Linked DNA regions of Mus musculus: region 2 is linked to region 1. A link is a loop called in an ENCODE intact Hi-C map of the cell type or tissue named here. Cell type or tissue: heart. All regions are shown on one strand. Links, peaks and the distances in the headings refer to the core of each region. The heading gives the core; the rest is flanking DNA. Region 1 holds the start of Ddias (DNA damage-induced apoptosis suppressor). Region 2 overlaps Ankrd42 (ankyrin repeat domain 42).

What was found. Hi-C counts contacts between places; a loop is a spot of excess contacts. Peaks named below come from ENCODE experiments on the same cell type or tissue, not always from the same donor. Only the 100,000 strongest peaks of a DNase experiment are listed, where the experiment ranks them.
Region 2: it touches region 1 in a loop (6-fold over the local background); 30 of 42 quality-filtered maps call a loop at or near these places.

What each region holds. Positions count from the first base shown.
Region 1 is chr7:92,860,465-92,877,212 of GRCm38, reverse strand. Ddias (DNA damage-induced apoptosis suppressor) reads left to right here and starts at 2,966. Exons shown (of 6, transcript NM_001355126.1): 1 at 2,966-3,072; 2 at 4,369-4,451; 3 at 10,514-10,642; 4 at 14,727-14,888; 5 at 15,696-15,813. The coding sequence starts at 10,530. Prcp (prolylcarboxypeptidase (angiotensinase C)) reads right to left here and starts at 1,960. Exons shown (of 9, transcript NM_028243.3): 1 at 1,713-1,960. The coding sequence starts at 1,874. In heart, for the core only: CTCF peaks have their summits at 6,854 (motif pointing right) and 10,442 (motif pointing right); no DNase peak of the experiment used is centred there.
Region 2 is chr7:92,615,737-92,632,484 of GRCm38, reverse strand. Ankrd42 (ankyrin repeat domain 42) reads left to right here. Exons shown (of 12, transcript NM_028665.4): 2 at 823-986; 3 at 6,607-6,714; 4 at 8,398-8,517; 5 at 12,802-12,937. Among named protein-coding and RNA genes, the nearest start is that of Ankrd42, 13 kb to the left of the region's middle. In heart, for the core only: a CTCF peak has its summit at 7,792; no DNase peak of the experiment used is centred there.

The sequences.
Region 1 (16,748 bases), core at 5,458-13,457:
GTTCAATAAGAACATTCTCCAGTCTCTCATTCAAGGGAATAAGGCAGAGAGTGATAGCACAGGGCACCTCACATCCTCCTGTCCTTCATATGTGCACTGGTGAGTAACACACACACACACACACACACACACACACACACACACACACACACGGCGGGGGGGGGGGGGAGGAGAGAGGAAAATAAATTAGCATCATTCCACCCTTTACCCCTGCATTCTCTGGAAGCAGTATTCCCAGGGAGATTTTTAGAGACCGTATGTACTAAAGCTTCCCCCTCTAACTTTACTGCTAATAACTGGATGCTATGAAGAATTATATGTGTGTAAAAGAGGTTTCAGTACAAGGATTAAGAGTCGTTCCATAGGAAAAAGCCATGAGTTCGGCTTTGTTTTACAGTGTGGGCGGAGAGCAGAGCTACAGAAAAGAGGAAGTCCTAGAGTTCTTAACACAGCCTTCACTTCAGCTAGACAGCCATAGCTCGCTCCACAGAAAGGTTTTCCTAGGGAAAGCATAAAACTCCATGGTCCTGCCTCCAACTTCTCAACTTACAAATAAGCCGCTGTAGAAATTAAAGGGGCCGTTCCAGAAAGACTTCTGCTACCTCAGCTAAATTAAAATGTTTGCTTGCTTTCTTCCTTTCTTTTCTTTTCGTTTTTCTTTTTTTTTTGAAACCCAAACTTAAATTTCTAGGTCTTTTTTTTTTTTTTTTTACTTCAAAACTAAATTGTTCTACAACCCCATGTCTTCCCTCTTTCCCAAATTCCTACCTAGTCAAACGTCCCATCAATAAGCATGCCTCCATCGGTAACCTTCTATTCAGGGCAGCTACTCTGCTAGGGCTTATGGTTCTTAGCTGCTTCAGTTAGTCATCACTGCAACCTTCTGCAGTAAGCCAAGAAACTTGGCTCAGAAACTAACTGTAACTTGTCCAAGATCACAGAGTGAGGCCAGAATCCTGATGTGACTTCTAAAGCCAAGATCAGACGACTGTACTCTTTCTAATCCCAGTGCCTTGTGCATTCAGGCCTCAGAGACTCCTAGAACTATAGAATTATATAGCCTTGTCATTTCAGAGGACACAGGTACTTTTCATTCAGACCTATAGGGTAATGACCTATGGTCTCATGCTGCCACCAAATACAAAGGCATTGGAGAAGCCTGTCTTAAAACTGTGAACTCAAGTTCAAGACCAGAGAGACCTGATCCTTGCACTCACTTCAGATGGGGATACAGACCTTTTAGCCTCTAAAGGTAACATTTCAGCTGAGAGAAGCAGTTTAGTGAAGCGATACATTCTTATGTAATGGGTACATCTGAATTTGTGTTGAGAGACCTAAAGGTGAAGGTTAGCCTCCATACCTAAGAATTTGAGGTGAGAGGTATGGGGTCAAAGGTTAGTCTCCATAATCTGGTTTTGGCCAAGGTAAACAAAGAGTTTAGATTGAGGCATTTCCTAAAATGAAGAGTTAAAAATATGTATCCTGGACCTCCAGAACTGGAGGGATAAATTTCTCATGGTCTCTGTTGGGAAACACTCGAATAATTAAGGCTTAAGACCACCCTCCAGAAAATGTGAACTAAAACCAAGTCAAGTCCTAAGTATCAGAGTCTGAATTTTGGAGTGGGCGGCGGTGCTCCAACAGCCAAGCAAGGTATGGGCGGGCGGTTGGGACGTGGGACCTAGAACCCTTACTCCCCAGCCTCTGCTTACCTTCTGTTCGAAGTAAAGAACTGAGTATTTACGGGCTACAGCAGGGTCGGGTGTGGGACTGGCTGACAAATGCGGGCTGCCGAGGGTCTTTAGCCTAGGCGGGATGGTTGTGGCGGCCCCGAGTAATAGGAAAGACAGGAGCAGGAGAGCCCGGCAGCCCATGGCTGGGGATGGCAGCCACAGTGTGGGCGACTAAAGAAAGAGAGCCACCAGCAGAAGCGCAAAGACTAAGCCGGGCCCAGCTCGTAGCTCCGCCCGCTGCAGACCAGCTCCTCCCCCGGGAAACCTAAAACCAGGCAGCTCCTGGCCCCAAAGGCGTTGCCTCCACACTTGCCACTCGCCATCCTCCTTCTCCCCGCCCACCTCCACTGAGGTCACACTCTACGTCGGCCTTTACTACGCAGGGTTTTGCCCCATCCTTATCTATGGCTCCCCAAGCCCTATCGCTACCCTAGGTTATGCCATATCCCCGCCTTTATTGCCACCATCACACTGTCCCCGCAACCTCAGTCCCACGTAACACCCCAGCTCTCCGCAAATCCCTTATAATGGCACGGGGCGGGAGGAGGAGGGAGGGAGAGTGAGTCTATTGTCACCAGGCATGACGGCACACACGTGACCCACACTCAACCAGAACAGCAACCTTCCAGACGGAGTTGGACTCTCCCCTCTACTTAGGTGAGGAAACAAGTACAGGGACTCGATGCTGGGCCCCTCAAGTAGCAGGAAATGGAGCGAGGTTCACAGATCGCTCTGCCCCCTTCCTTGTAGGCCGTTCGGGCTCTTCGCCTCTGTTGTTCCCGCCTAAGCAGCCCCACCGGTGTTCAGTTCTCGGGTCACCCCCATCGTCCGCATTGCCCGCACGACCCGTCCCTCCTGTGGCCGCTGGGTGTTGCGCGCAGACTAAGCCTTCTCTAAGCCTCGGTAATCCATCCATGCTCCGCGATGGCGACTCCCTCTACAACAGCGCCCCCTCCTGTCCAGCCCGCGGCGCCAACTTTCATCCGCTCCCACGCCCTCGGCGTCCGTCTGAAGCCACTCCTTCCCACGCCTCGAGCCTTCCCGGCTTCCCTCGCACTTCGCCGAGAGAACTACCGCTCCACCAGTCGATGAAGAACGACCCTCGAAACCCACAGCTACCCCTAGCTTTACAAGAAGGGTCGCTTGCCCGGGGGTGGGTGGTGGGGTGGGGACACGCCCTGCAGGGCGTTTTCTGATTGGCTCTCCTGAAAGTCCGTCAAGACGGTCCTTCCGGCGGAAGAGGACGCGGGAGATTCGATTGCTGGCGTTTGGAGAGCGGCGGACCGAGCGGCCGGAGGGCGGAGCGGTTGCCCGGGCTTGTCTGTGTCCTTTGCCTCAGGTGAGACGCTGAAAAAAGGAGTTCTTGGGGGGCTCTAGGTGGAGAGACTCCTGACGAGGCGCTGTAACCTTGCACTCCGTATGGATTGATTTCAGGACTTCTGGCCGTAAACGCCGGCTACGAGGTTAAACGGGAAAGTCAATACTTTTCATGTTCCTTGGCGAAGGTTTATCAGCACTTTACTGTTGCTGCGGATCCCCAAAAACCCAGAAAGGAAAGGGCTCGACTTTCAACGGGGGCATAAAACTATGTCAGCAGGTTACTGTGCTAGGTGCTGGCAAAGATGGTTTGTTTTATTTTTTTCAGATGACTTTGACTGCCCAGAGAAAGTATTTTACTGAGTAATGTACGCAGTCCAGAAATTGAAAGGTTTCTATTTTCCCTGCTCTCACGAACCCACACCTGAGATCCAAATCCAACTCCCCACTGAACACTGCCACTACCATAATCTAACCTGTGACAGCTGCATGCAGTGACAGTAGTAGCCTCCAAGACCAGGCAGATGGGTGAAAAATTCTTTACCTAGATACTCACCACTTGTTTTAGAAGCTTCTGTTTGTCCCGATATTTTTAAGTTCAAAATCTGTAACTTAGGTTAAAAGCTCTTTGGCCTTGCTTGCCTCTCTAACTTCAGTTCTAGACCCTGTCATACCCCCCACACACACACACACACACACACACATATACCCTCTCAGTGTGGGAGGTGAAACCCAGGATATCACACACACACTCTGTTCATGACATACTGAATTATCCCGAACCCCAGATTACCTTGTGTGTTCCTCAAAAGCACCACCCTCTCAACCTCCCAAACTTCTTTTTATCCCACCACACCTAAGGCATGTTCTGACTCGTTAGTAATTGCTTAGTTTGTAAAGCCGTTCTGGTTTGTTTTGCTTTATGTTTTATGTGTGTGAGTTAAGATAACAGGATTTTTTTTTGTTGTTTTTTTGTTTTGTTTGTTTTGGTTTTTTGTTGTTGTTGTTGTTGTTGTTGTTTTTTGAGACAGGGTTTTTCTGTATAGCCCTGGCTCTCTTGGAACTCACTTTGTAGACCAGGCTGGCCTCGAACTCAGAAATCTGCCTGCCTCTGCCTCCTGAGTTCTGGGATTAAAGGTGAGTGCCACCACACCCGGCTCCAAGATAACAGGATTCTATACCCAAAACTGACCTTGAACTCCCTCTATCATCCTCTATTTCCCAATTGCTAGATTTATAGGTATGTCAAGGCTGGCTTCTTGACCTTGCAAAAAATGGGATCACTGAGCACTCTGTCATTTTTTTATTCGCTCCTCAGATAAAATTTTAAGTGCCTCCATTATGCCAAGAAGGGCCAGGTTTTGGATGACTTCAACTAACAATAGAGACTGCTGTCCTAGGGTAAGTACCCCACCCCCACCCCCTTTTTTTTGGATAGGATTAAACCGAATAGCAAAGTTGAGTATGGAGACCTGTATGAATAAGCTTAGCACTCGGGAGGCCAAGTCATGAGAATCTCTAGTTTGAAGCCAGCCTGAGATTCAAAGAGACCTAAGGGCAACAGAGGAAAATCTTACCTTTAAAAAGATGGGTCTAGAAATCGCCATGGATCAGGAAAGTGCCCTGTAAAGAGTTGATACTAAATTGGTGACTGTGACTTGGCTAGGAAAGGGAGGGAGGGGAGGGAGGAGTCCCAGTTATCTAGCCACCATGGGGTTGCTTTGGTGTGGTTTTTGAGACAGGGTCTCTTTATGTATCCTTGGCTGGCCTCAAACTCACAGAGATCATCCTGCCTCTGCCTCCTGAGTGTGGAATTAAAGGCTTAGACCACTATTTCCAGCTTTGTTTTTTTTTATTTTTGAGAAAGAACTGGAAGTTGGGTGCATAGGAAGATGGGGAGGGGGAAATATAAAATATATTGTATGAAATTCTAGAAGAATAAATATTAAAAAGGAGTAAGCTGGGCAGGAAGCAGAGGCAGGTGGATCTCTGAGTTCAAGACCATCCCATACAGTGAGTTCTAAGATAGTCAGAACTTTATATAGAAAGATGATATCTCAAAAAAGGGAGGGGATGGGGGGATAAAAATGTTGGATATGACATGGCGTGTGGAGGGAGAGTTTTAGGTATCTGGCCATATGGCTAGTTAGAAATAGTATGACTTACTAAAATTGAGAGGATTTTGTGACAAGAAGGACTTAACAGGATTCAATTTTTGTTACTTATTAAACTTTGAATTTGTGAGACTTCTAAATACAGTTGACTCTCCTGTAAGAAGTGACATTATGGAAGTCTTTGCATTGTTTCATAGATACACATTGATGACTAGAACACGTTATCAGCCTGAACCACAACTAACTTCCTGGCTTGTCTGTTATTGTTTTACCTCAAATGCTCCCTTCTCCATGTCTGTCAGAAATACCCCAGAAATGATACCAAACATGGAAAAGCTGTTGTGTGTGCCAACGCTTTCCTAGTTAACGTTTCAACAGGAGTGTTCTACAATATTTCCCCTCTGCTGTCAATGTTGTTTCTGCCTTTCGTGCATATCCCCCAGCAGCCTGAGAGCTCTTTCTTAGGGACCTCCATCAGGTAGCCCTGATCCTTGACTATGCCTCAAGAAAAGACTGAGCAAAGTTGATTACTAAGTATTTAGATAGAGTCATCTAGGAAAAGGAAAGAACTACAATTCCAAGACATGGTGTGGGCTTCGTGAGATGTTGAGATCTGTTTACAGCGTCTTGCTCTGCATGACCCTGTGGCTGATTTACATTAGCCCAAGGAAGTAATTTATGAGGCTTTTGTAATTCCAACTGTAAGGTGGTCTTATGAGGTGCACTGCTTAGATTTGGGGGTGTAAAAAAGGTGCAATCGTGATAAAACTCTAAAATCCTAGCTCGAAGTAAGTCTGTAGAACATATATTTACATAGTCAACTTAGGTTTATCAGTTGCTTTGGAGTTTCTGAACTCAGTAAAAAAGGCAAACTAGATCCCAAGGTGAGGGGCTTCTTCACCTTCTCATGTCCCCACAGTTTTTCCTTTCTTTCCTGCCTCAATGCCCTCAATGACAGAGAGAAGATGATGCTCTACTTATTCATTGATTGACCCTATAGCCCATCACTAAGTACCTTTCTGTTTACAGTTACGTCAGCTCTTATACTAGAACATAAATCTAGTGACTAGGACAGAACTGTGTCTTCCTGTCATTGACTCATATACAGCGACAGTTGCCATTTAGCAGCTCTGTAATATATTACAGTATGTAGATATATTGAGCTTATCAAGTTGGAACACGTTTTGTTGGCCAATAATACTATACCATCATCCTTCCCAACAAAACAAAAAGAATCAAAAATTACAAGGCAGGCCAAATGTGAAGTTGTTCTCAGGTCTATAATGTTTTCCCAATTTTAGTACTTACTCAGATCTGGTACTTTTAGCTGTCAAACACACAATCACTCCATTCCATGTGTGTATGTATCTGAGTGTGTGTATATGTGTGTGTGTATATATATATGTGTGAGTGTGTGTGTGTATATATGTGTGTGTGTGTGTGTGTGTGTGTATGTATGTATATATATTACATTTATCATGAAGGAAGCATGATTAGACAGAGAAGAACAAACTCCTGACTGATTACTATATTATTGTCCTTCATTCAATGAACGAAGTGTCTTTTTACCATGTAGGTTAGCCAGGTAAAACACCAATTAAAAATAATAAACTGACCTCTTTCATTTCGGTTCTTAAGTAACTTACCTGTAAGTTACAGTGTTTTGTTTTGTTTTTTAACATACAGACTTGAACCACTAGAGGGCAATAAACCCTTAAATAAAAGACAACAACCAATCTTAAAATGTAGCAATTCGTTATTGCTATTATTAATTTAAAAATTAATTCCAAAATACCATGCTTATATTAAGTTTTTCTTGTATTGGTGATATATATATATATAATCAGATCTGTAATTCCACCTACTTGGAAGCTGAGTTAGGAGGGTCACAAATTCCAGCCCAGCCTTGGGAAACTTAGAAGACATCTCAAAAGGTTGAAACTGTAGCTCAGTGGTAAAATGCTTGCCTAGTAAGGATGAGGTCCAGGGTTCAGTCCCTAGTACTTGAAGGGAAAACATATGTACAACACAGCGTCTCAGTTAAATTATAAATCAACCCATCTTAAGTATCTATGTAATAAAATTTATAAATAATCTTTTGATGAGGAGAGGAAAAGGTTTATTTGGCTTGTTCATTACAGAGGGAGGCTAAGGCAGGAACCTAGAAGCAGGAACTAAAATAGAGACTATGGAGGAACACTGCTTACTATTTGGCTTCAGACTCATACTTCTCTTTTCCTTATTTTGGGGTGTGTGTGTGTGTGTGTGTGTGTGTGTGTGTGTGTGGTGGTGGTGGTGGTGGTGGTGGTGGTGGTGGTATTGTGTTCTTTCCTCTGGTTTGAAGACAAGGTTTTTCTTTGTAGCCCTAGTATTCATAGAACTTGCTCTGTAGACCAGGCTGGTCATGAACTCACTGAGATCCACCTGCCTCTACCTCCCAAGAGCCTGGATTAAAGCTGTGTGCCCGCATTCCCTGGTGCTCAGCTACTTTTCTTAAACAGCAGAGGCCTACCTGCCAAGAGGTGGTACAACCCACAGTGCATCAAGAGTAATTTTGGATGTCCACATAGAATATAGAATTCTGTATTGAACCCCCTAAATATTGGCCCACAATATAATGACAATGTTCAACCTAACCTAGTGGGCGTGGGAGACAGCTCAGTGGGTATCACTGCTTGTTGTATAGGCCTGAGGACCTGCAGAGCTACAGCAGCTAAGTAAAATCTGGGCATGGCTGTATGCGTGTGTGCAACCCTAGTGCTGGGATCGACAGTTCTGAGCTATACATTAGAAATATGGAATCGGTGGAAAGGAGCAAACAAATGTGAAGCATTTAGTAAGGCAGAAGCAAGAAGCAATCCCTTCCTGTGCTCCCGTAAATTACTAGGACATAAATACCAAGGAAAGGCAATCAAATGAGAAAAGGGGTCTGGAGAAATGGCTCAGTGGTTTAGAGCGCTGACTGCTTTTCCTGAGGATGCATGTTCAGTTCCTAGCACCCACATGGCTGAACTATCAGAGGCTTCCTCCATGAAGTCTCATCAACATGGTTGCCAAGACAAGACTTGAATCTGAGCTGTTAGCACGAATGATGGGTTTTTGGTGGACCCCTTTTCCTTATAAATTATATTTTAAACTACTTCATTTTCCTAGGTGGCAAGCAAGTCTAAGAATATATGGATGTGTTTGGCAAAACTTTGTAACTTAATCATGTATACCTAAGGTCTCAAAACAATAATAAAGGATTAGGGTTTTCTTTCTTTCTTTTTTTTTTTCCAAGACAGGCTTTCTCTGCATAAACCAAGCTGGCCTCGAACTCAGAAATTCGCCTGCCTCTGCCTCCCAAGTGTTGGGATTAAAGGCGTGAGCCTTGGATTAGCGTTTTCTATACTCCCTTTCTGAATATAGATAGGTGGTCTATATGTTTAACTTATATCTATTAACAAGTTTTCATTTTTAAGCCTTGATGGGAACTTTTTTTAATTGAAAACTTTTTTTCTTACAGTGTAGTCTGATCATGGTTTCCCCTCCTCCATCTCCCAGATTTTTCCGTGTTCTCCACCCATCCAACATACCTTTTTCTCTCTTTAGAAAACAAACAAGCCCAGAGGCCTAGGCTAAAACCAAATACTACTGTTCTAAATAATGATAATAACAACAGCTAGTAAATGACTCCTGTTGCCATTCTGCTACTGTCTGATCAGTACCTTGTTCAACTATCCCCAGAGAAGCTTCCTCCTGTATCTGATGGGAAGAGAACCCCACAGCCAGATAGGTATGCAGGGAATGAGAAACCTAGGAACACTCAGCCATACTCAGCCAGATGTTGCCATCAAATCCCTCCCCGCAGGGCTCAAGGAACCTGGTGGAAGAGGAAGCAGAAAGAATGTGAGAGGCAGAGGGGATGGAGGACTAATCAACAAGGTCAAGTCACAAGGTACATGTGAACTCAGAGGCTAAGAAAGCATATACAGGGGTACAGAGGCCCTTTGTTTATATGTTATGACTTCTAGTGTAGGGTTTACAAACCAATATGAGACAAAAATACTGACTTCATGTTGTGTTAACTATCTATTGCTGGGTATGGGATCTACCCTTAAGTGTAGCTTATATACCTAGCCAGACATCACTAGAAAAAGCGATGGGAAAAATCTTATTTTCGTGGAAATACTATGTCTTGACACAGGAATTTTTTTTTTCACTTCAGTTGTTACCTCCTTCCTGGTCCACCCTCCCACAGTTCCTCATCCCATTCCCACCTACTCCCCCACCACCCACCCCAGCCCCCAATCCAAGAGGATGTCCCCACCCCTTCACACTCCCCGGGGCCTCAACTGTCTCTACTAAGACATGACCAGGCAGGCTTCTGCTGTATGTGTTGACACGGGATTTGTAGAAATCTTTTACAGCTAACACATTTCTGTTAATGATCCTTGAAAAGCTATGCCTAACTGAATTTTACTCTGTCCGAATTTACTGATTCCAGTCTCAGAAACAGATCAGACATTTTTCCAAATTGATATAACTCTCTGAAAAAACATAAACTTCTTTTTGAAAGCATTTATTTTATGCTGTGTATAAGTTAATCGTTGAGGGGAAAATGGTAAGTCAATGTACAATTTAAAGAATTAAAAATGAAATTATAAAGAGTATTGCTTTTATATCTTTGACATGCTTATATAAACAAGGATTGTAAAACAAACAAAAACAACAGAAAACACCCTGACCTCTTAGACTAGGTAGCGTTCTTATTTGCTAAATGTCTTCTTTCTCTCTTCAAACTGTAAAACTCTACTCAGTGAAATCTACTAAAGCAGTTTTCAGTTACTGTCCCAAATACTTTAAGCTCCTCAGGATCCCATGAGTTCAAGGCCAACCTGGACAAAAAATTTGGAGAACTCCCAAAATCACAGCGGGGAGGAAGAAAGAAATTGGTTCATGGAAAATCCTTCCCATTAAAATTGTAACCACAACTTCTGTATCTTTTGTAAAAGGATGGGAACAAGCTAAGTGATTTCTCTACTAAATTACTAGAACAGACTGGTTGCTCAGAAATAAACATTCGGTTTTTCAGTACTTGATTACCATGTGTGTGTCCTGATTTAATCCCCAGTACAGAAAAGAAAAGCCAGTATTCTGACACTGCCTTCACTGATAACAAAACAAAAGATAATATTGACTGATTGCTTTTCATAAGAATTATATTCAGAAATATGAACTTCCAGCTGTAGGTTAGGAGAAGTTGATGATCTTTTAAACACTAAAAATGTCCACTAGGAGGCGTGGGAGAATGCTAGTCATGTGTGATTTAACATTTGCATTGAACCTCATGCTTGTTTTCTCTTGTAGGACAAAGTATAGACACATGAATAAAAGACGGAAATTCCTTTTTGCCTCAGTACTTGCTGTCCAGAATTGGAATTTTATATATCCATCATGTCAAAGGTGCTTCTCTAAGATAATCCTTGAGTCCAAAAGGTAAAAGTACAAATTGTTTAAGTAGACACTTTCTGTGACTCAGAGCAAATGCACACTAAATTCTCCAGACCAGAATATCAGATTCTCTTGGAAAATTTCAAGGTTGGGTCTTCTGTTAGTCTTAGAATAGAATTGAGGAGTAATTTAATTTCTAGAGGAAAGTTTTAAGAGTATTTGTGTGTGTGTGTGTGTGTGTGTGTGTGTGTGTGTGTGTATAAACTTAGTCACTGTCACCGTGCTTATTAGTACATATACAAAATGCTTGGAACCAGACATGTTTCAAACTCCAGAACTTTGAGATTTAAGAATATTTGCATAGACTTTGTTGGTTATTGAATATCCCAGATCTAAACGTGAAATAAAAATGCTGCAGAATGAATGTATGTTTGTTCATTAGTGAATGGTTGTCTGCATTTCAGGCTGTTCTGGAATTTGCAGCTCTGGTATGGTAACCCTGGTTTCAAAGCCTACAGCGTTTTAAGTCATGTCAGTGCTCCTGAAACTTTTGCAAGTACTCTGAAATTCAGAATTTTACATCAGATATGTTCAAATTCTAGTAATCTGTTGTACCGTGATAAAATCATTGTAGCCAAATACAATTGAGAGCCAAATACACACACACACAAAACATATATATACCACCTATCTTTGTAGAGTAAAAGTGAAAAGTTAGGTTTGGAGTTCTTTGTTAACTTTGTGTCTGGACATAAGATTAAGATGGTAGTAATGCCTAATAATATTTAAATAAAAGTAGTGAGCTATTAATTTTCACTAGTCATTTATTTGTCCAGATAGAATTGAATGGGGCATAGGGAGTAGTCAGGAGCCTTTCTTAAAAACACTATGGAAGTCTTGAGTTCATGCTGTATAAGAGTAAAGTTAAGTTGCTAACATCTACTAATGGTATGACACTGGGCAAGAGCTATAGATTCTGTGAGTATAATTACATATTTGTAAGGTTGAATAATAATATCTACAGTATGGAATAACTATATAGAAAAAACATACAGAAATCTAGTACAATACATGACATATATGAGGACTTCTAAAATGGCACCCATTTTTGCTGAAAATCTTTTAAAAGTATACTTTTCCTCTTTTAGTAAGTCATGATGGGTAACATTATTCAGTGGAGCCAGAATGCTTGAGTTTGATATGACCCCTGACCCCTTTTGTTTGGATGGTGAGAGATTAAGTAAGATAAGGTCTTACTCAGTGACCTAGGTTGGCCTGACACCGTATATCCCAAGGTAACCTCAGACTTGTAGCAGTCCTTCTATCTAAGCATCTCAAGTAGGGAGAATATAAACATTGGCCATCATAGCCACAACCATCTCAGGTATAGCTATGTAAGCATGCCCAAATCACTTACATAATTTGAACCTAAAACTGGACCAAAAATATCTACCTCTTGGAATTTTTATTTGGATCAGGGAGGTTAATATACATAACATACACAGAACATTTGTGTAATATCAGTAACATAGATGTAATATGCAGATGTAAAATATTCTTTAAACCTTGCTATATTCCAAGTGAGCTAGAGTATCATTTTTCTGTTTATTTTCTGTCTGGATAACCTGCCCATTGATAAAAGTAGAATGTTGAAGTCTTTCACTATTAAGGTGTGAGATTCCATGTGTGATTTAACCTTTAGTAATGTTTCTTTTACAAATGTGGATGCCCTTGCCCTTGGGTTATAGATGTTCAAAATTCAGACATCATCTTGGTGGATGAGTATGAAGTTTTTCCTTTGAGTATGAAGTGTCTTTTTCTATCTCTTTTGATTAATTTTGGTTGAAAGACTATTTTATTACATATTAGAATGGTCACTCCAGTTTGCTTGATAGGTCCATTTGCTTGGAAAACCTTTTCCCAGCCTTTTACTCTGAGGTAATGTCTATCTGAGGTGTGTTTCTTGTATGCAGCAGAATGATGGTGTGTGGTTTTGCTGGTATAGAGTTATTTATTTCCTCTGTTTTCTTAGGTGTCATTAGGCTAGAGATTTCCTTCTAGTATCTTCGTATGGCTGGATTTGTGGATAGATATTGTTTAAAAGATTTTTTGGGTATAGTAATCTAGGCTGACATCTGTGGTCTCTTAGAGGCTTGAAGACATCTGCCCAAGCCCTCTGGCTTTTAGAGTCTCTGTTGGGAAATCAGGTGTAATTCTGATGGGTCTGCCTTTATGTATTACTTGGCTTTTTCCCCTTGCAGCTTTTAATATCTTTCTTTGTTTGTACAGTTAGTGTTTGAATTGCTATGTGGCAGGAGAAGTGTTTTCTCTGGTCCAATCTATTTGATGTTCTGTAAGCTTCTTGTCTGATTCTAGGCATTTTTCTTTAGGTTGGGAATATTATATGATTATGTTACAAATATTTTCTGAGCCTTGGAACTCGAGTCTTCTTCTGGTCCTGTTCTCTTTACATGTGATCTTTCCTAGTATCTCAGATTTCTTGGATGTTTTGTGTCATGAAATTTTTAGATTTAACATTTTCTTTGGCTGATGTATTAATTTCCTCAATTGAATATTCTATGCCTGAGATTCTCTTCGATCTCTTGTGTTCGATTGGTGAGGGTTGTGTCTGTAGTTCTCTTCCCTAGGTTTTCCATCTCTAGGATTCCCTCAGTTTGTGTTTTCTTTATTGCTACCATTACCATTTTCAGGTCTTGGACAGTTTCATTCATTGCTTAACCTGTGTGATTGTATTTTCTTGTATTTCTTTAAGGGATTTATTCATTTCCTCTTTAAAGGCCTCTATCATCTTTATAAGATTGGATTTAAGTCATTTTCTTGTGTTTTGGCTCTGTATGGATATCCAGGGTTTGTAGTAAGAAAGCTGGGCTCTGGTGGTGCCACATTGCCCTGGCTTGTGTTTTTCGAATGGTCATTAGCCATCTGGTTGTCCCTGGTGTTGACTAGATGTTCCTCTTGCCAGCAATACTCCTGGGAGGCAGGCAAAGCTGATGGCAGGAGGATAGAGCTCAGGGGACAGCATCCACAGCCATAGGATTGGCAAGGAAGATGTTTCTGCGGCCTGGCAGTCCTCAAGAAGGCAGGCAGAGCTGTGGGCCAGACAATAGAGCTGGGGGTACACCTCATAACTCCAATTACCATGTGTTTAAAGGGCCAGTGTTCTAGAACATAAAAAATAAAGGTAACAATTATAAGATGTTGCAAACTAAAGTAGGAAAATACCACCTAGGCCTATAGCTCAGTGGTGAAGAAGCCTAGCATACAAATAAGTAGAAGTTATAATAATTACAGCAATAAGAGGGAGACAAACACATTAGTGTTCACTTAATTTTTTGTCTATTTTTGACTTACCTCTGTATTGGATTTTACATGCAAGGTCCTCAAGATTTTAGACATTAGTAACGATTCCAAGACCAAGCAGTATAAAAATTAGATTTACACCTGATGTGTATTTTAAACTACCCTTTGGCTATAATTGGATGTTATCTTGAAAACAAGTTTTATTATATGCTTTTGAAGTCTAGTTTTTTATCATCCAATATTCTTAACATATCCTGATTAATTAGAGTAACTTTTGGGAGTTGGAGAGGTCATAACTCTGGCCCCAGGACATCTGATACCTCTGCTTTCAAGGGGCACCTGTATTCACATGCCCAATACAGGTACAGGCACATGCACATAGTGCAAAATAAATCTTTTCAAAACTTAATTCTTTTCACGACTTTAAGAAAAATATAAATCAATTCTTGGTGTTCAACTATTTCAAGGTTATTCTTCTGTTATACTGTTTCCCATCGCTTCTTAGCAGTTTGGTATGTTTCTTCCAGTTGGGTATTACGTAAGTCTGTAAATAAGTTCATTAACCTAGGTCTAGTAGTGCGTGACTGTACCCCATCCTCCTGGGGGGAGCGGGTGAAGGACCTCAAGAGTTCCAAGCTGACCCTGGCTCCGTAATAGTGGGTTTCGTGCATGGCAAACAACGCCCTATCTCAGGAGGGAGAAAGAAGAGTGTTAGTTATAAAGAATTGACGAATTGAACTTAACTAGGAATATTTTTACAAACTGTTGTAAATTTGGACAACTCTATGCTTTCTCTCCCACTGTCTAGGTTTACTTGTCCCAAATGTGGCTCTTCTGGTGACACTGGAAGTACCAATTACAGATACAAACTGTCCTTGAAAGTGGCAGAATCCAGCAAACTATTTTTCATTACTGTATTTGGGAGCTGCTTAGATACATTTTTTGGACTTACGGCCACTGGTTTACACAGGTAAGAATCTTTAAAAGTGTTTTTTTAACCTGACTGCTTGTCCATCATGCTAATAGTAAAATACAAGTATTGAGGGTATTTGTCATTTACTAAAAAGAAACCCTTTATCTCAGGCCATCAGTTTCCTTAAAAGATATCTACTGGGAAAGAAAGTTTAATCAAAAATATATAATCACGTTTTAAGTTGGAAGTAACTATTCTGCAATTCAAACATGAAACACTCTCATCCAGGTGGGACACTGCAGATTCATCCCTTAGTGTGACCTCATCACAGCCTTGACACTTGAAGAATCCAGACAACTGAAATAGTTTCTCACTGTCAACCTTCTTCCCTCTTCACCTGCTCATTTTCCAGAAGAACTGTTCGCTCATATCATTGGACATTAGGACATTAGGGCAAACTGCAGGAAAGGGACAGCGGAAGGACCACAAAGACCACTCCCACCACAGTTGCTTTTACTTTCCCTTAGTATAATTGTGGGCTCTGAAGATTAAATAAGTAAGCATCTACTTTGGGGGGTCGTGGGGGACTAAAGGCAAACTTCCCATGTGCTCGTCCACACTAAGCTTCCTCCCCAGACTTTGCAGGCATCTGTTCACATTTGATGCACTGGGTTTAGGAGGCTTAAATATTTTTCTCCCTTTGTGCTGCAGGAACCTGGTAGGAACAAATTGCAATGGTCATACTTTTATTTTTTTTCTCTGCATGTAACTAACAAGGTTCATGACATATTTGAAAATAGCGGTGTCTTCTGATTTTACTGCAAGGTAAAATTTCAAAGCTTACCACTTTATTTTCTTTCAAAGGTACCTTGAAGATTCTATTAAAAACCTAGAAACCCTGGACAGTGGTAGAACTCAGAGCCTACTGACCACAGCAGTAGAAAAGTGTTTTGTTGGACAAAGCTTTGTATTTGGAGTAACGGTAATTGAAGCATCTTTCTTTTGAATGTCCTATGTACTGAAATGATTGTAATTTCCTACGTTGTTTTTAGATGTTACATAGAGAGTAAAGCCTATAGAAGCACTTAAAACTGTAAAAATAGTTTACATGTGATCTATTTAAACATTACAGGTTATAACTCCCTATTTCAAAAGCCAAAGAAGTTTAATTCAGTGCTTTCAGAGCTTTAAAAGGGGGAATTTATTATGAATTAGAAAAACTATTAGATATTTCATTTTAGATTATTACTTTATTTTACTCTAAATTCTATACAAATTATCTAATATCTGTGTCTTCTATAAAAGGATAGAAACAACCTTAAAGGTGAATATCTGAAGTTGTTTAAAAACATTAAAAATAGATTAAAGCCTGCTGTGGTGATGCACATTTTTACTCCCAGCACTCCGGAGGCAAAGCTGGTTGGATCTAAGTTCAAGGCCAGCCTAATCCACAGAGCAAATTCTAGGCCAGTCGGGGCTACATAATAAGGGCCTGTCAAAAAGAATAAATTCAGAAGAATGTTCTTAAATTAAATACATAACATTAGAAAGTTTTAAAATGTACTAACTCTGAAGGAGTAGTAACAAACTGATCTAAACTAAAAAGTTCAAGTGGAAATTAGATTATACTCTAAACGGGGTGTAAATATAGCACTACCAAATGAGCACTAAGGAAAACCCAAAGACAAAGATAAACCAAGAGCTAAGGAACTTTACTTTGTTGAAATATTACATAATTTAGTTCCCCTTTTCTGTGCTTTCTTTTACAAATATACTAGTACCATCATTTATAACAGAATGACTACTGTTTGCTAAGTTTTGTGTGATTGTATTATTGTTAATCAAATAATCTTTATTTCATAAATGAGACAAATAAGGTATGGAGGAGTTAGGAAACATATCTAGGACCCCAATGTT
Region 2 (16,748 bases), core at 4,662-12,661, 240 kb after region 1:
TCTCTTTCCTCTCTTTCCTCTCTTTCCTCTCTTTCCTCTCTTTCCTCTCTTTCCTCTCTTCTCTTCTCTTCTCTTCTCTTCTCTTCTCTTCTCTTCTCTTCTCTTCTCTTCTTTCCTCTCCTCTCCTCTCCTCTCCTCTCCTCTCCTCTCCTCTCCTCTCCTCTCCTCTCCTCTCCTCTCCTCTCCTCTCCTCTCCTCCCTTCCTCCCTTCCTTCTTTCCTTCCTTTTTTGAGACAGGGTCTTACTATATAGCCTTGGCTGGTTTAGAACTATATAGTATAGAACTCAGTATATAGACCAAAGTAGCCTCAAGCTTATAGTCATCTGCCTGTCTCTGTCTTCCAAGTATTGGGATTAAAGGCATATATCACCATGGCTGGTGAGTGTTAATATTTGATATATTCAGTTCTCTTGTAGTAGGAATAGTGGGCCAATGTTCATCCTGTGCATCTCAGAACTAGGACTTAAAGTATGATTAAGATATACTTAGTTGGTTTCAGTAGTTTATATAAACAGTATTTAGTGAATATTTTATACAAACTTTATTCTTGGGGATATACCAGGCAGCTGGAATTTCTCATGTTTTAATGTTGTATGCTCATATTAGTTACTGTCTTTTCCTAATCACAAAACTGTCTATCTTCAGCATATATACACATAAACTTTTCTGTTATTTGTGTGATTTGTTCTTTGTCTTAAACTACTCTAAATTTTGCAGTCAATTATTCAGAAAACTAAAGTGATTTGCTTTCTCTGGTTCACTGCTGTAGTCCATTTTTTACAGTTCTGTAATATAGTTGAAGGAATTTGACTTTTCAATAGGTTCCAGGAAGAAGGTACATTTCAGTAGCATACATGATGCGGTCCGGGCTGGAGATGTCAAGCAGCTGTCAGACATAGTGGAGCGTGGTGCCAACCTTAATGAAGTGGATGCTCTCCATCAGTTTACTCCTTTACATTGGGCAGCACATTCTGGAAGTTTAGAGGTAAGAATCTATAACTACTATTAAACTCAATAAGTTGTTGATTGTACTTTTATAAATTTAATATACAGGGATAAGACTTCACGCTTGGCACTCAAAATAATCTTTTCTGTTTTAATCTGTTATGTGAGTGCTCTTTAGTAGGGCTGTCTAGCAAATTATCCCAAAGCTTAGTGTTGTAAAGTGACTGACCGCTTTCAGTGCTTATGAGTGAGCTAAGAAACTGAATTGCAGGGACAGCTGGTCTTTGCTCCTTAGTGTCTGAGGTTCTGGTCAGAAGATTCAAAGGCGACAGCTGGAGGTATAGCTCAGTGGTAGCGCACCTACCTAGTGTACTATGAGAACCCAAATTCACTCTCCAGTACTGAAGAAAAATAGTGTGGTGAGGCCAACTCTCCTGAAGCCTCATTTACTCAGATATCTGGTGGTTGATGCTGGATATAGACTGAGTTCTTTATTTCCAAGTAGATGTTTTGGTAAGTTCTCTCTGCTGTGGGCTAGCTTGTGCTTCTTTACAGTATGGTGACTAGGTTCTAAAGACAAGCAAAGAAGCTAATATTTATTAGACTCACTTATGTTTTAAGCAGTTATTGCACATTGTTACATAATTCTTTTGACTGATATTGCACAGATAGCACATTCTATGTGTAACATCTCCACGTTTCATTTGTTCAACAATATGCTTTTGAGTTTAAGTCATGTGGTTTTATATATGTACTTTAGTCCATTGTTTCAGGCTTATTCTTAGTTTATTCTTAGAGTAATAGAGCTTACTCATTTTTCCATAATACTTGGTTGGTTCTGATTTTTAGTTTGCACAAACAGTGCTTAGTGAATGTGTTATACAGGTCTTATTTTGGGGGATGAAGGGTGCTGGAATTTCGTATGTTTCAAAGTTGTATGCTTACATTAGCTATTATCTTTCATTTGCCTATAGATTATAGTAGGTTTAGTCACAAGACTGTCTTCTCTATTCCTAACAAGTATACACATACTTTTTACTGTGAACATGACTGGAGGACTTGTTCTTTATTTTTGTCTACTCTGCTTCATGGAAGCAGATCTGGATCAGATAATCTCCCTGTGCCAATGTGGGCCTCAGTTGAAGTGGCCAGGAATTTTGACTTTGATGTGTCAGTGGCTCCATCTTGTGACGGAGAAATATATCTTGTTGTGCTCTGTGAGCGTGTAACTGTGGGTGGGTGGTGGCCTCTGTTTCCTTCTGTATCAAGAATCTGCATTCTGGGGGCCTAGCAAACACAGAAGTGGATGCTCACAGTCAGCTAATGGATGGATCACAGGGCTCCCAATGGAGGAGCTAGAGAAAGTACCCAAGGAGCTAAAGGGATCTTCAACCCTATAGGTGGAACAACATTATGAACTAACCAGTACCCCGGAGCTCTTGACTCTAGCTGCATATGTATCAAAAGATGGCCTAGTCGGCCATCACTGGAAAGAGAGGCCCATTGGACACGCAGACTTTGTGTGCCCCGGTACAGGGGAACGCCAGGGCCAAAGGGGGGGAGTGGGTGGGTAGGGGAGTGGGGGTGGGTGGGTAAGGGGGACTTTTGGTATAGCATTGGAAATGTAAATGAGCTAAATACCTAATAAAAAATGGAAAAAAAAAAAAAAAAAAAAGAATCTGCATTCTGGCAGATTTCTCATGCTTTGTGTTTGAGTTGTCACTAGTTCATCAACAGTAGAATTTTATCTCTCTTTTTTTCTTTATTTCTTCTTTCCTTCTTCTACTTTCTGGCTGATTTTAGGAAGAAGCAACAAAACAAAACAAAGCAAAAACAACTAAGCAAACAACAAAAACGCACCCCCCCCCCCAATCTGACTTTATTCTGCCATATTCAAACAAGATACCTTGTAGATTTATTCTCTCTCCTGGTACCCATTCAGCCTCATTGGTTACCTTCACTTACTCTTTAAAGTTTTAAAAAATTATTTTATTTATTTACATTTTAGACAGGGTCTCACTGTATAGCCCTGGCTTTTCTGGAACTCCCTTTGTAGATCAAGCTGGCCTCAGACTCAGAGATCTACCCTCTGCCTCTGCCTCCTAAGTGGTGAGATTAAAGTCGTGACTTCAGACTATTTCTGATGTTGGTTTTCCCAGGCTGTGGGCTACTGAGGCTGGGGTTTTTCTCTACAGTGTACCTGGGCCTAGCGTTATTGTTGTTTTTGGTTCACTTTCAAAAATTGTCCTTCTGATAGGAAACTGATACTATATTATCAAGTAGAACTGTTCTATGCAGCCAAGGGTATGAAGAGCTGTAGTCCCAGGCTACAAGCAAAAGCTCTGCCCTTTTCTAACTGAGATCCAGTAGATTTCCTTTGAATCTTATTTAAAACTGCTTTTATTTCTGTGTTTGTATATCAGTCTGTGATAATGTGTGTGTGTGGAGGTGCCTGAGGAGACCAGAAGAGGAGTCAGATCTCCTGGATCTAGAATCACAGGCAGTTGTGAGTTGCCTAGCATGGGAGCTGAGACATGAACTCAGGTCCTCTGGAAGAGCAGCCACTGGTCTTAACTGTTGAGCCATCTCACTAGCATCTCCTTTAAACTCTTTATTTACTTTTTATTTTTTAAAGAGATAGCTTGTGTTATAGTACAGGCTGACCTTGAATTCCTGTATAGCAGAAGATCTTTAACCTTGCTAAATGCTAGGATTATAGTTGTGCACCTACGCCTGTTGTGTACAACACTGGGCTCTAACTCAGGATGTTGAGTATGCTAGGCAACTCTACCAACTGAGCTACATCCCCAGATAAGATTCAGTAAATTTTCTTAAATATATGCTTTAGTGCCTTTGGTCAGTTTCCAGACTTAAAAAGGTCATTTTCACAGCATTGTTAATTTTTATTATTGATTATGTGAAGGGCTTGCCCAGTTCATTCTTCAACAGCTTCTGAAGCCCTCTAAATTTTTCTACTTTTTTTTTTTTAATGTGGTTGGTCTCAGTGTGTCTGTTCACTATACTCCCAAACTACTCAAGAAATCCTTTTTGCTTCAGGCTCCTGATCAGCTGAGAACTTAGGTATATGCTATACACCTACTATTTAATTTACATTTTAAAAATTAATTTAAAATATTTTACATATATGGAAGTTTTGCTTGCATATATGTCTGTGCATCATGTATATACCTAATGCTTTCAGAGGCCAGAAGAAGATGTCAAATCCTCTGGGACTGGAGTTATAGACAGTTGTAAGCGATCATGTGGGTACTGGGGATCTAACACCAGATCCCCAGAGCAGCCAATGCCCTTACCTGCTGAGACATTATTGATTGATTGATTGATTGAATGTATGAATGATTTTTTTAACAAAGGCAAATATGATTTAATGGAGAGCAAATAACACTTTTATTAGTTGCCCCAGTTGGACATTTGTGTGAAATGAATGTCAATCTCAACCCATACCAGGCTCCACATAAAATTTATCCAAAATATATCATAACTAAATGTAAAACTTGTAAGACTTATATTAAAAACAGGATAAGCCAGGTAGTGGTGGTGCACACCTTTAATCCCAGCAGAGTGAGTTCCAGGACAGCCAGGGCTACACAGAGAAACCCTGCCTTGAAAACAAAACAAAACAAAACAAAACAAAAACAAAACAGAACCAAAAAACAAAACAAAACAAAAAACCAGGATAAGATCTTTGTAAATCATATACTTGACTGAAAATCACAACCAATTTAAATAAGGAACATTTAAAACTGAACAGTAAAAAAAAAATGCACACATGGGCAAATGTCAGTGTTTTCTCAGAATGTGTTGACTGATGGCAATTGAGACGTGTGAGTTCAACAGCATTAGCTACTAGAGAAATGCAAATTAAGATTACAGCGAGAAACTACATATGCAGAAGAATAGTCCAAACAAGAATAAAACAGTTCCTAACATGGCATTGCTGGTAGAAGGAAAAATAAAATAGATACTCTAGCAGACATTTGAGTACTTTGTTATAATGTAAAACCAGACATTATATCTATGTAATAGCAGCTTCGTTACATAGTTATTCAAAAGAAAGGCTAAAGCAGCCCATGGGTGTTCATTATGGCTTTAATCTTCCTGAGCTAAACAAGTCTAACACATAGTAGTGTCTCTAGAAATGTTTATTGAGTAAATGAATGACTTGTGATAGTTAGGGAGGTAGAGCTCTTTAAAAATAGAAACGGGACCAGTAAGAGGGCTCAGCAGGTAAAGGTGCCTGTTGCCAATTCTGACGATTTGAGTTCAGTCCCTGGAACCTACATAAGAAAGAAATGGCTAGCTATCATCAGTTGTCCTTTTACGTCCATGTGATGGGTGTGGACTGTGAAGACAAAATAATGAATAAATGCAATAAAAAGACCTATAAAAAAAGAGAGTAGTGTCCACAGCATCCATGCTTACTTAAACATTTAAAACTTAAGAAAAAAATGTTTGTTGGTCATTAATTTTGGTGGCAGACAAGTGATGCCTAAATGGTAAGCCTTTTAACAAATTATAGGTTGTGATGTGAAACTGAGTCAAAGATAGTCAGTTCTTTTAAAAAGAAAGATGCTTCTTAGAGGTAGAACCTGCAAAGTTCAGCACTGCACTATAGTAACGCCGTCTGCAGCACAGACCTCCAGGTGCGGCACTACCGTGAGATTTGCGTTGGTTTAAACGCTTATGGTTTATTCATTGGCTGTTGCTTCTTTTTAAAAATCCCTGTTATATACCTGTTATATACGTTTTAAAGATACTATCTCAGTAACAGCATATGCTTTGATACAGAAGTTTCTGGATTCATTTGAAGATTTGTAGTAGAAGTTTGGCATTTAAGTAGTAGCTATGCATTCCCAGCTACTCAAGAAAGATGAGGCAGGGAATTATTTCAATCCATGATTCAAGGCCATCTGGGACAGCATTGCAAGACTGAAACTCTAAAAAAAAAAAAAAAAAAAAAAAGAAAAGAAAAGAAAAGGATTTGTTATATTTTTAATTAGGTACGTTAGTGTGTGTGTGTGTGTGTGTGTGTGTGTGTGTGTGTGTGTGTGTGTCCATGTGCCTGTGCCTGTGCATGCAGGTTGTGACCCAAGGCCAGAGAGGGTGTTGGAGTCCCCTGGAGCTAGAGTTAGAGGTGGTTGAGAGCTACTTGACCTTGGTGCTGGGAACTGGACTCCTGTCTCCAGGAGGAGCAGCAAGTACTCTTAACTGCTGAGCTTCTTTTCTAGCGCTTAAAGAGAAGACTAAAGTCAGGTAATAGGAATTGTGAGCTGGCAGCTCTTGAGGGAACTTGGCTTACAGGTTGGTTTTGTTTGGCATGAACACTATTAGCTAAGTGGTATCTTTATTGGACTGGCATTTATTTCACTCATAGCAAGGAATGCCAGTAATTTAGTATCAAGTGTACCTGGCAGACAAAGAATGTGGCTTCCAGTTTGCTATTGTTCTCATTACTTTTTCTTACTGACCCAACAGGGAAGCCAAATGTTGCTTGCTATGCCTCTGTGTTTGTGCACTTGATTTTCTCCCACTGGGCTTACAGTGGTCTGTTGTTTCTCATGCTACAGTGGAAATCTCATAACAGGATAAATCTAAAAGCTATAAAAATACTAAAAGCATCTGGTTTATTATTCTTTTAGTGCCTTCACTGGCTACTCTGGAGTGGTGCTGATGCCACACAGACAACTACAAGGGGATGGACAGCGGCTCACATAGCTGCAATCCGGGGTCAGGATGCCTGCTTACAGGTAAGGATTTCGGTTCTTGTTCAGTTACTTCACCATACCTCTGTTGGGGTATTGCCATTATTCTATGTCATCCAACTCTTGATCCATTTCTATGCTGTAAAGAAGGATTGGCTGATACCAGCTATCCACATAAATGATGTGGATAATTAATCTCTGAAGTAATCGGGTTGTTTTGAGTGATGTCATAGTCATGTCTGGAGCATCTTCTTTGTAGCTTGTTACTGTGGTGCAAATATTTGTGTTGTGTCAATGTAAGTGTTCAAATCTTAGCTCTCAAGGTGATGAGCGTTAACTCGAGAAGGTAGGCAATGAGCACAAAGAGAAAATACAGTAGTGACTGTAGGGGGAACTGAGTCAAGTGAAGCTGCACTGATACACATTGCCATTGTCCTGTTGCCATCGTTGTCCCCAATAAGCATTAGCTCAAGTTGCTCCCAGTGCCTTGATTTTCATTTTCTGCTCCACAGTCATATCTTTCCTCTTAGAATTTTTATATTGCTTATTTTGGTACTGTGCTATGTGCTTGCTTCTTATCAATGTCTTGTTTATCTATCCCTACAAATGTCCTGATTCCCTAGGTTGGTAAGATGATGGTTATTATTATTCTCAGTTTTCATTAGTTATTATTATTATTACCACTTTATGACTCTTAAAACACAGTAATTACTCAGTATATTATTTATGACTGTTATTGGCTGGTTAGATCAATCACAGTCATGAAGATTATTTTTTTTAAAACCCTAGGTAGGAGTAATCCTTTGCTAAGGTACTGGTTAATAAAGGCTAGTTAAAAAAGGAAATTCTGAATGAGGAAAAAGAGCTGACTAGGAAGGAGCCGGGGAGTAGCTGCACGATACAGCGCAGGGCTAGCACGGAAAGGTTCTTGTTCCCATCCTTGACACCAAATGAAAAAAAAAATCCCTAAAAGATCATTTGTTAAAATAGATTTTAATTTTTAGAGCTGTTGTAGGTTCAGCAAAACTGGGCAGAAGATACATAGATTCGAATTGCCAGATTAATTTCCCAGCCAGTGAATCTCTGGAGGGGGCTGCACATTCACCTGACATCAGAGTTCCCCCTGGGGTTCACTCTTGGTATTGTATGTACCATGCATTTGAACAAATTAAAACGATACCATCCTTGGCTTATTTGTTTATGTTAGTGATTTTCTCTTGCTGCATAGCCCAGGCTGGGCTTCAACTTGTGATCCTCCTGCTTTAGCATTCAGAGTTCTGGGATTATAGGCACCAATGTACCTAATGATCACTAATTTCTTTCAGTGCTCACTATTTTATTGTCTGGATGTTTGTTATCATTGCCTACTTATGCTCTGTTTGTTTCCAATCCTGACAAATGGATAAAGCTGATAAATAGTCATCTTATATTCTCATTGGACATGGTTTCAATTTTATTAGGTATTTTCCTAAATACTAAGAAGTGTATGGTTGCTGGATTATGGTAATGCATCCTATAGTTTATGACCTTAGTTACTCATTTGGATGAAAACATCTTAGACCATTGACTTGGAACTCAGCTAGCCAATTAAGGTCCCACAGGCAGTGTTATAGAAGACTTGAAAACTCTATAGGAATTACCTAAGGAATATATCATAGTTTGCCTGTGTTTTCATTCATAGTTTACCATCTATATTCATACACACTTTTTCCATTTCTCTATTTCTAGGCTCTTATAATCAATGGAGCCAACCTAGCAACTCAAGATGATCGTGGATGCACCCCACTACACCTTGCTGCTACTCATGGACACTCTTTTTCTTTACAAATAATGCTGCGAAGTGGAGTGGTGAGGGACCCTTCTTAATTAGTCGTGATGTGTGACCATGCCGATGGACTAGCGTTTGGTACTTTGCTTATCTCTTCCTGACCTTCAGAGTCCTTCCTGTGACTTTGGGGAAGTCATTTTTCCCTATGACTTTCCCACCTTTAAACATGGATGCAGCAATGGAGAAAAATCTCCCCTTGCCTTTCCCCACAATGAACAGTATAGAACAGGATAGAAAATAATAATTTCAGAGGGTCTGTGTTTGGCTTCCCAGAGCATAACTGGGAAGACTCTAAAGCTTTTAAACAAATATTCACCAGGTAAGTATGTCTTTATGAATTTGTGAGTATCTGCAGGATGCTTTAAAAAACTTTATTTCAGACACCAGTTTAGGAAGCTATTTATAACTCCAGAATTTAACTTGTTTATTTTAATGTTTGTTTATTTTTAAATTTATTAATCATCTTATTTGTTTATATTTCAAATGTTATCTCCTTCCCAGTCTCCCCTCCATTAAACCACCACCCCATTCCCCTTTTCTTTGTCTCTAAGAGGGTGCTCCCCCCCCCCCCCTCACTCCTGCCTCACCTCAATGGCATCCCCCTTCTCTGGGGCATCAAACCTCCATAGGACCAAGCACCTCCCTTCCCACTGACGATATGTAGCGGGGGCCATGGACTGACCCATGTATATTCTCTTTGGTTGGTGGTTCAGTCTCTGGCACCTCTGGGGGGCGGTCCGGTTAGTTGATACTGTTGTTCTTCCTAAGGGGTCATAATCCCCTTCATCTCCTTCAGTCCTTCCCCTAACTCTTCCATTGGGGTCCCTGGACTCAGTCCAATGATTGGCTGCAAGTGTGTCTGTCTTAGTCATGTTCTGGCAGAGCCTCTCAGAGGACATCCATACCAGGCTCCTGTATGCAAGGAAATCTTGGCATCAGCAATAGTGTTGGGCTTTGGTGCCTGTGGATGGAATGGATCACATGGTGGGGCAGTCTCTGGGTGGCCTTTCCTTCAGCCTCTGCTCCATTTTTGTCCCTGCATTTCCTTTAGGCAGGGATAATTCTGGGTTAAAAATTTTGAGATGTGTGGGTGGCCCCATCCCTCCCCTAGGTCCATGTCTATCTACTGGAGGTTGTCTCTTCAGGTTATATTTCCCTGCTGTTGGTATTTTGACTTATGTCATCCTCATTATGTCATGGGAGCCTCTCACATCCCTGGCATCTGGGACTTTCTAATGGTTCTCTAAGTTCCCCACCCCCACTGCTACTTATTTCTATTCTTTCTCCCAGCCCTCCAGACTTTCATTCTCCTGGCCCACTGAACTTCTCTTCTGTCTCTTTCCCTACCTGGTCCTGCCCCAACTTCTTTCCTCCTCCTCTTCTCTCCCACCTAGGTCCCTACCTCACTCTGCCTCCCATGATTATTTTGTTCCCCCTTCTAAGTGGGTTTCATTTTGGCCTTCTTTCTTGTTAAGCTTCTGTGAGTTGTATTGTGGGTATTCTGAGATTTTGGGCTAATATCCACTTATCAGTGAGTGCATACCATGTGTTTTCTTTTGTGATTGGGTTACCTCACTCAGGATGATATTTTCTAGTTCCATCCATTTGCCTGCAAAGTTCGTGAAGTCATTTTTAGTCATCTTTTTTTTTTAAGATTTATGTATTTATTTATTTATTTTTATGTATGTGAGTACAGTGTAGCTTACAGATGGTTGTGAGCCTTCATGTGGTTGTTGGGAATTGAATTATTTTAGGACCTTTGCTCACCCTGCTTCAACTCCGCTTGCTTAGTTCCTGCTTGCTCCAGCCCAAAGATTTATTTATTATTATTCCTAAATACACTGTAGCTGTCTTCAGATGCACAGAAGAGGGTGTCAGATCTCATTATGGGTGGATTTGAACTCAGGACCTTCAGAAGAGCAGTCAGTGCTCTTACCCGCTGAGCCATCTTGCCAGCCCGTGAAATAGTTTTTAATAGCTGAGTAGTATTTGACTGTGTAAATATACCACATTTTCTGTATCCATTCTTCCATTGAGGGACATCTGGGTTGTTTCCAGCTTCTGGAATGTTCTAGGCTGCTATAAAGATAGTGGAGCATGTGTCCGTGTTATATGTTGGAGCATCTTTTGGGTATATGCCCAGTAGTGGTATAGCTGGGTCTTCAGGTAGAACTATTTCCAATTTTCTGAGGAACCGCCAGTAATATTTCCAAAGTGGTTGTACCAGCTTGCAATCCAACCAGCAATGGAGGAGTGTTCCTCTTTCTCCACATTCTCGCCAGCATCTGCTGTCACCTGAGTTTTTGATCTTAGCAACTCTGATTGGTGTAAGGTGGAATCTTAGGGTTGTTTTGATTTGTGTTTCCCTGATGACTAAGGATGAACATTTCTTTTTTTTTTTTTTTTTTTTTTTTTTTTTTTTTTTTTAGGATGAACATTTCTTTAGGTGCTTGTCAGCCATTCGAGATTCTTCAGTTGAGAATTCTTTGTTTAGCTCCATACCCCATTTTAAAATTGGGTTATTTGGTTTTCTGGAGTATTCCTGAGTTCTTTGTATATTTTGGATATTAGCCCTCTATCGGATGTAGGGTTGGGAAAGATCTTTTCCCAATCTATAGGTTGCTGTTTTGTCCTATTGACAGTGTCCTTTGCCTTACAGGAGCCTTTCAGTTTTATGAGGTCTGATTAGTCAATTGTTGATCTTAGAGTCTGAGTCATTGGTGTTCTGTTCAGGAAGTTTTCCCCCGTGCCAATGTGTTCAAGGCTCTTTCCCACTTTCTCTTCTATTAGATTCAGTGTATGTGGTTTTATGTGGAGGTCCTTGATCTACTTGGACTTGAGCTTTGTACAAGGAGATAAAAATGGACCAATTCACATTCTTCTACATGCAGATCTCTAGTTAAACCAACACCATTTGTTGAAAATACTGTCTTTTTTTCCACTGTATGGTTTTGGCTTTGTCAAAGATCAAGTGACCATAGGTGTGTGGGTTCATTTCTGGGTCTTCAATTCTATTCCATTGATCTACCTGTCTGTTGCTGTACTAGTAACATGCAGTTTTTTGTTTTTTTTTTTTTTTTTTTTTTTGTTTTTTTTTAAATCACAATTGCTCTGTAGTACAGCTTGAGGTCAGGCATGGTGATTCCCCCAGAAGTTCTTTTATTGTTGAAACATTGTTTTTGCCATCCTGGGTTTTTTGTTATTCCAGATGATGTTGAGAATTGCTCTTTTTATCTCTATGAAGAATTGAGTTGGAATTTTGAAGGGGTGCATTGAATCTGTAGATTGCTTTCGACAAGATAGTCATTTTGACTATATTAATCCTGCCAATCCATGAGCATGGGAGATCTTTCCATCTTCTAAGATCTTCTTTGATTTCTTTCTTCAGAGACTTGAAGTTCTTTTCATACAGATCTTTCAATTGCTTGGTTAGAGTCACCAAGATAGTTTATATTATTTGTGACTATTGTGAAGGGTGTTGTTTCCCTAATTTCTTTCTCAGCCCATTTATCCTTTCAGCAGAGGAAGGCTACAATTTGTTTGAGTTAATATACTATTTTATCATCTTCAAATAGTGATATCTTCACTTCTTCCTTTCCAATTTGTATCCCTTTGATCTCCTTTTGTTGTCTAATAGCTCTGGCTAGAACTTCTAGTACTATATTGAATAAATAGAGAGTAGGCAGCCTTGTCTAGTCCCTGATTTTTGTGGGATTGAGTCAAGTTTCTCTCCATTTAATTTGATGTTGGTTGTTGGTTTGCTGTAAATTGCTTTTATTAAGTTTAGCTATGTGCCTTGAATTCCTGATCTTTTCAAGACTTTTAACATGAAGGGCTGTTGTATTTTGTCAAAGGATTTTTCAGCATCTAATGAGATGATCATGTGATTTTTAATTTAAGTTTTGGTTTGGTTTTTTGAGACGGTATTTCTCTGGATAGCCCTGGCTGTCCTGGAACTCTTTGTAGACCAGGCTGACTTTGAACTCAACATAGGTCCACCTCCCTGCCCCTGCCTCCCGAGTGCTGGGATTAAAGGCGTGCACCAACAGGCCCTGAAGTAATTTTCTTTTTAAAAGACTGTTTTATAACAATTCACTGAAAACTTCATTGTTAATGTGTTCAGATCAATGGGTGTGGCAAATTTTTTAGTATATTAAATCTTTGCTGTATAATTTTAAGATTGCTATACATTTAAGCTTCTAAAGCTTCTAATTTTCAATTGCAGAATTATCTAGATTTACCATTTTCCTTACCAATGGCAGGAAACTGAGTCCATTTTGAAACCGAGCGAATTTTACTTGTAGGATCCCAGCGTGACTGACAAGAGAGAGTGGAAACCTGTGCATTATGCATCTTTTCATGGGCGGCTTGGTTGCTTGCAACTTCTTGTCAAATGGGGATGTGGCATCGAAGACGTGGACTACAATGGAAACCTCCCGGGTATTGAACTAAAGCAAATATTGTAGTTTTCATTGATAAAATATTTAAATGCTTGAGCATATTTAAGAAACATAACTCTCCCACCATTCTGTAATTTCTTCACAGAGCTAAAATAGCAGATAAGCTGATGTGACCTGCTTACTATCACGCCCGTGTTATATACCCTTCATGAATTTTTTCGTGAGCCATCTCAGCAGTTGAGAAACTGGTTTCTCCTTTTCTTTTGCTTCTGCCTCTTCCTCCTTCCTCAGTATTCTGGTGAGATTCAGCTAAGGGCTTATATATACAGGTAAATTAGGTACCTGGGTACTGGCCAGCATCCCCAGTTTTTAATTCCTACCTCTCTGACACACAGGCAACTATTTCACTGTTTAGGTATCTAGAGGTCATGTGTGTATGAGCTGGTTTGTTATTGCAGTTTCAGTTTAATTTGAAATAAACTGGCTAGTTGCCACGTAGTTTGTAAGTAATGTACCTTGTATATAAAGTATTGAAATGCAAAAGACAGATCAATCATAGTAAGATTGGATTCTTGAAGGCTGGAGAGATGGCTTTTTTTTTTTTTTTTTTGGCTCTTCCAGAGGATCTTAGTTTAATTCCCAGGACTTATATTAGTTGGTTTACAACTGCCTGTAACTCTAACTCCAGGGGATCGGATACTCTTCTGGACTCTGTGAAGTCACTTGTACTTAATTGTATACACACACATGCACACCACATCACAAGACTTAAAACAAAAGAACCTTGAATTACGCACTTCTATGAGGGGAAAATTTAGGCAAATAATGTGGACGAGTCTGATCCAGTTCCTTTGCTGTTTAGAATCTCTCTGGATCCCTGTAGATTCTTGGTATTCTGGATACTGTAGTCTCCCTCTGCCTCTTGTCTGTCTTCTGTACCTTTGCACTAACTACTATATGGGACAGCTGGCCTTCTTTCTGAAGTATATGTTTAGCATTCTTTTTGTGCAGATTTGTTGGTTGGTATGAATGCATTTTTTAAATATATGAGAGTAATTATAGTTTGCTCTAATCCTTTTTAAACTTATTCTTTTGTTAGATTCGCTCTGTGTGTGTGTGTATTCATGTGTGAGTATGTGTGTTGCTTGAGATTGAGTTTAGAGCCTAGATGTGATATCTACCACTGAGTTACATTCTATCCCCACCACATATTTAAAGTATAATGTATGTATGGAAAAGTATTCAGTTATATGCATATGCTCTGCATTTTCATACATGAATGCATCTCTGGAACCATCAAGCTTAACTAATATCTATTGCTTGAACCCAGAAACTTGTTTCACATTCCCTTTCCTGTTACCTTCTACCTTCCATAATTAATCTCTGACTTTTGGCTTATAAATCAGTCCCCCCTAGTTTTGAACTGCATGGAATAAAATAATATATTATTACTCCAAGTGACAGGCTTGTCTTTTCCAAAGTAGGTGTACCAATTTTACTTCATAGTGTATTTAAGGGTTTCCCATGCAGCCGGGTGTGGTGGTGTGTGCTTCCAGTTACAGCACTTGAAAGGTAAGGGAGGCGTAAGTGTTGGAAAACTCCATGGGCTGAATAGTGAGATCAAGGGATCTCAGTAGATCTGGGATCTACAGGAATTTCTCTCTTATGCAGAATTTAGATTTATGTGTCTATGGTACTAAATATGTAATGCAGTATAAACACAGAGGGGCTGGAGACATGACTCAGCAGTTGAGAGCACTTCTGCTCTTATAGCAGACCTTGGTTTATGTCTCAGCACCCGTGTTGTACAGCTCACAACTGCCTGAACTCCAGATGGACATATGTACACAGAGACATGCACACATACAAAGAAGGTTTTAAATCATAAAAATGCAGATTGAAATATAATTTTAAACATATGATTAAGGCAATATATATTAAGATATGGGGGTTGTGGGGATTGGGACAACAAGAAAGGGAAATGGAAGAGTGATTATCAGCAGTTTACAATAATACTATGAAGATATCATAGTGAAATCCATTATTTTAGTGCTAACTAAAAATCGTACAGAAGGTTATATGAGAATCTGGAAGAAACCACTGGAGTAGCTCCCATTTTATTAACCCAGAAACTAGTTGTTTTATGTTTAGTAATTTCGTTGAGTTATTGGGTCTCTTGCTGGTTTTACTTTGTATTTTTGCTCATGACTACTGCTAGGGCACATCGTTTTATATCTTTATGTTGAATGGCTACTTGTTAGTTTCTGTTGTGACATACCAGTTCAGACATCCTTCCTATATTCTGGTTCTTCTTCAAGAGTTGTAAGGGTTCTTCATAGAGTTTGGATGCAAGCCTTGAACTACATACATTGCACATACCTCTTCCTTTCTATAGACTGCTGTTTTACTCTGGAGACATCTTTTATTTAATACAAGTTTACTTTTAATGTAGTTCAGTTTAATAATATCTTCTCATTGTGGTTGGTACTTTTTATATTTGATTCAAAAATGCTTCCACTTTCTGTGATCATAGATACATTTCTTTATCTTTGAGAAATTCACTATTTTACATTTATGTTTATATCTTTAACCTACTCAGAATTAACTTTTTTATGTGCTATACAAGGTCACAGTGAGTGTTCTTTCAAGTATGTCTGATCATATTTTGTTGGGCTTTTTTTTGCTGTTTTCTCATTAAAAAGATCAAACTTGGTTTTTAAATATGTATACTTGTTACAATGGTATAATATAGGGAATGAAAATTCCTGAGTGACTAGAGACACTCCTAAAAACTTTTTGTGAAGCAGATTTGGGGTTTAATAAAAGTCTTTTAATAGTGATCTAAGCATGAAAGGAAAAAGAGAGATGCCTAGAGAGACACATCACATATCAAGAGTATGTGCTCTGAGAGAGAGTTGCCCTCTCAAGACACTAATTTGGTATATAGTTATTGAATACAATCCATGTGTCTATGTGTTAGAGGTAACTAAGCAGAAGGTACAAAGTCTTTGTTTTCATGTAGTAGTAAGTGGAAAGAAATAATCATCAAAATGAACGATCCAAACAGACAAAGTTATATAGCGATGCATGTTCGGGTAAATATAGCAAAGGGGAGAAGAGGATAGTAGAGGAATAAAATTTAACAGAGTATCATGGTCAGGAAATCCTTTATTGAGAAAGTGATTGTTGGTGGACATCAAAGGAACTGCCTTGTGTCTAGTCGAGAAAGAGGTGATAAGGCATGTGCTGCTGTGGTTGGCATAGCAACAAATAAGTGTGACTGGGACAGCATAACAGATGATGAAGTTGCAGATGGACCAAGAGCAAGTAAGAGGGTTTGAACACTCATGACCTGAGCAGACTTATGCCTTAGCCTGTGATTTTCAACCTGTGGGTCAAGACCCTCTTAGCACCTCTAACTCCATTACATTACAATTCATAACAGTAGCAACATTCCAGTTATGAAGTAGAAACAAAAATAATGTTTATGGTTGGGGAGGGTCACTAGAACATGAGGAGCTGTATTAAAGGGTTGCAGCTTTAGGAAGGCTGAGAACCACTGCCTTTATAGGATCATTTTGGCTGCCTGGCATGCTCAGCACCTTGGGTTTAATCTCCAGTGCCTGGGGAAAGGAAAACACAAGTGCAGGGTTTAACTACTGTTGGGTTCTGCTATTTATGGTGGTGTAGAATGGAAGAAGTGAGGAGACAGGACGGAATTCACTCATGTATATTCTGAGGGAGACCTAGGAGTTTCTGATGTAGTCATGTGGGGAAGGACAGAGGTAATCAAACCTGGACAGCATAGGAAGGAGACAGTTTCCTAGTAGTAAAGATGCGGAGGATGATGT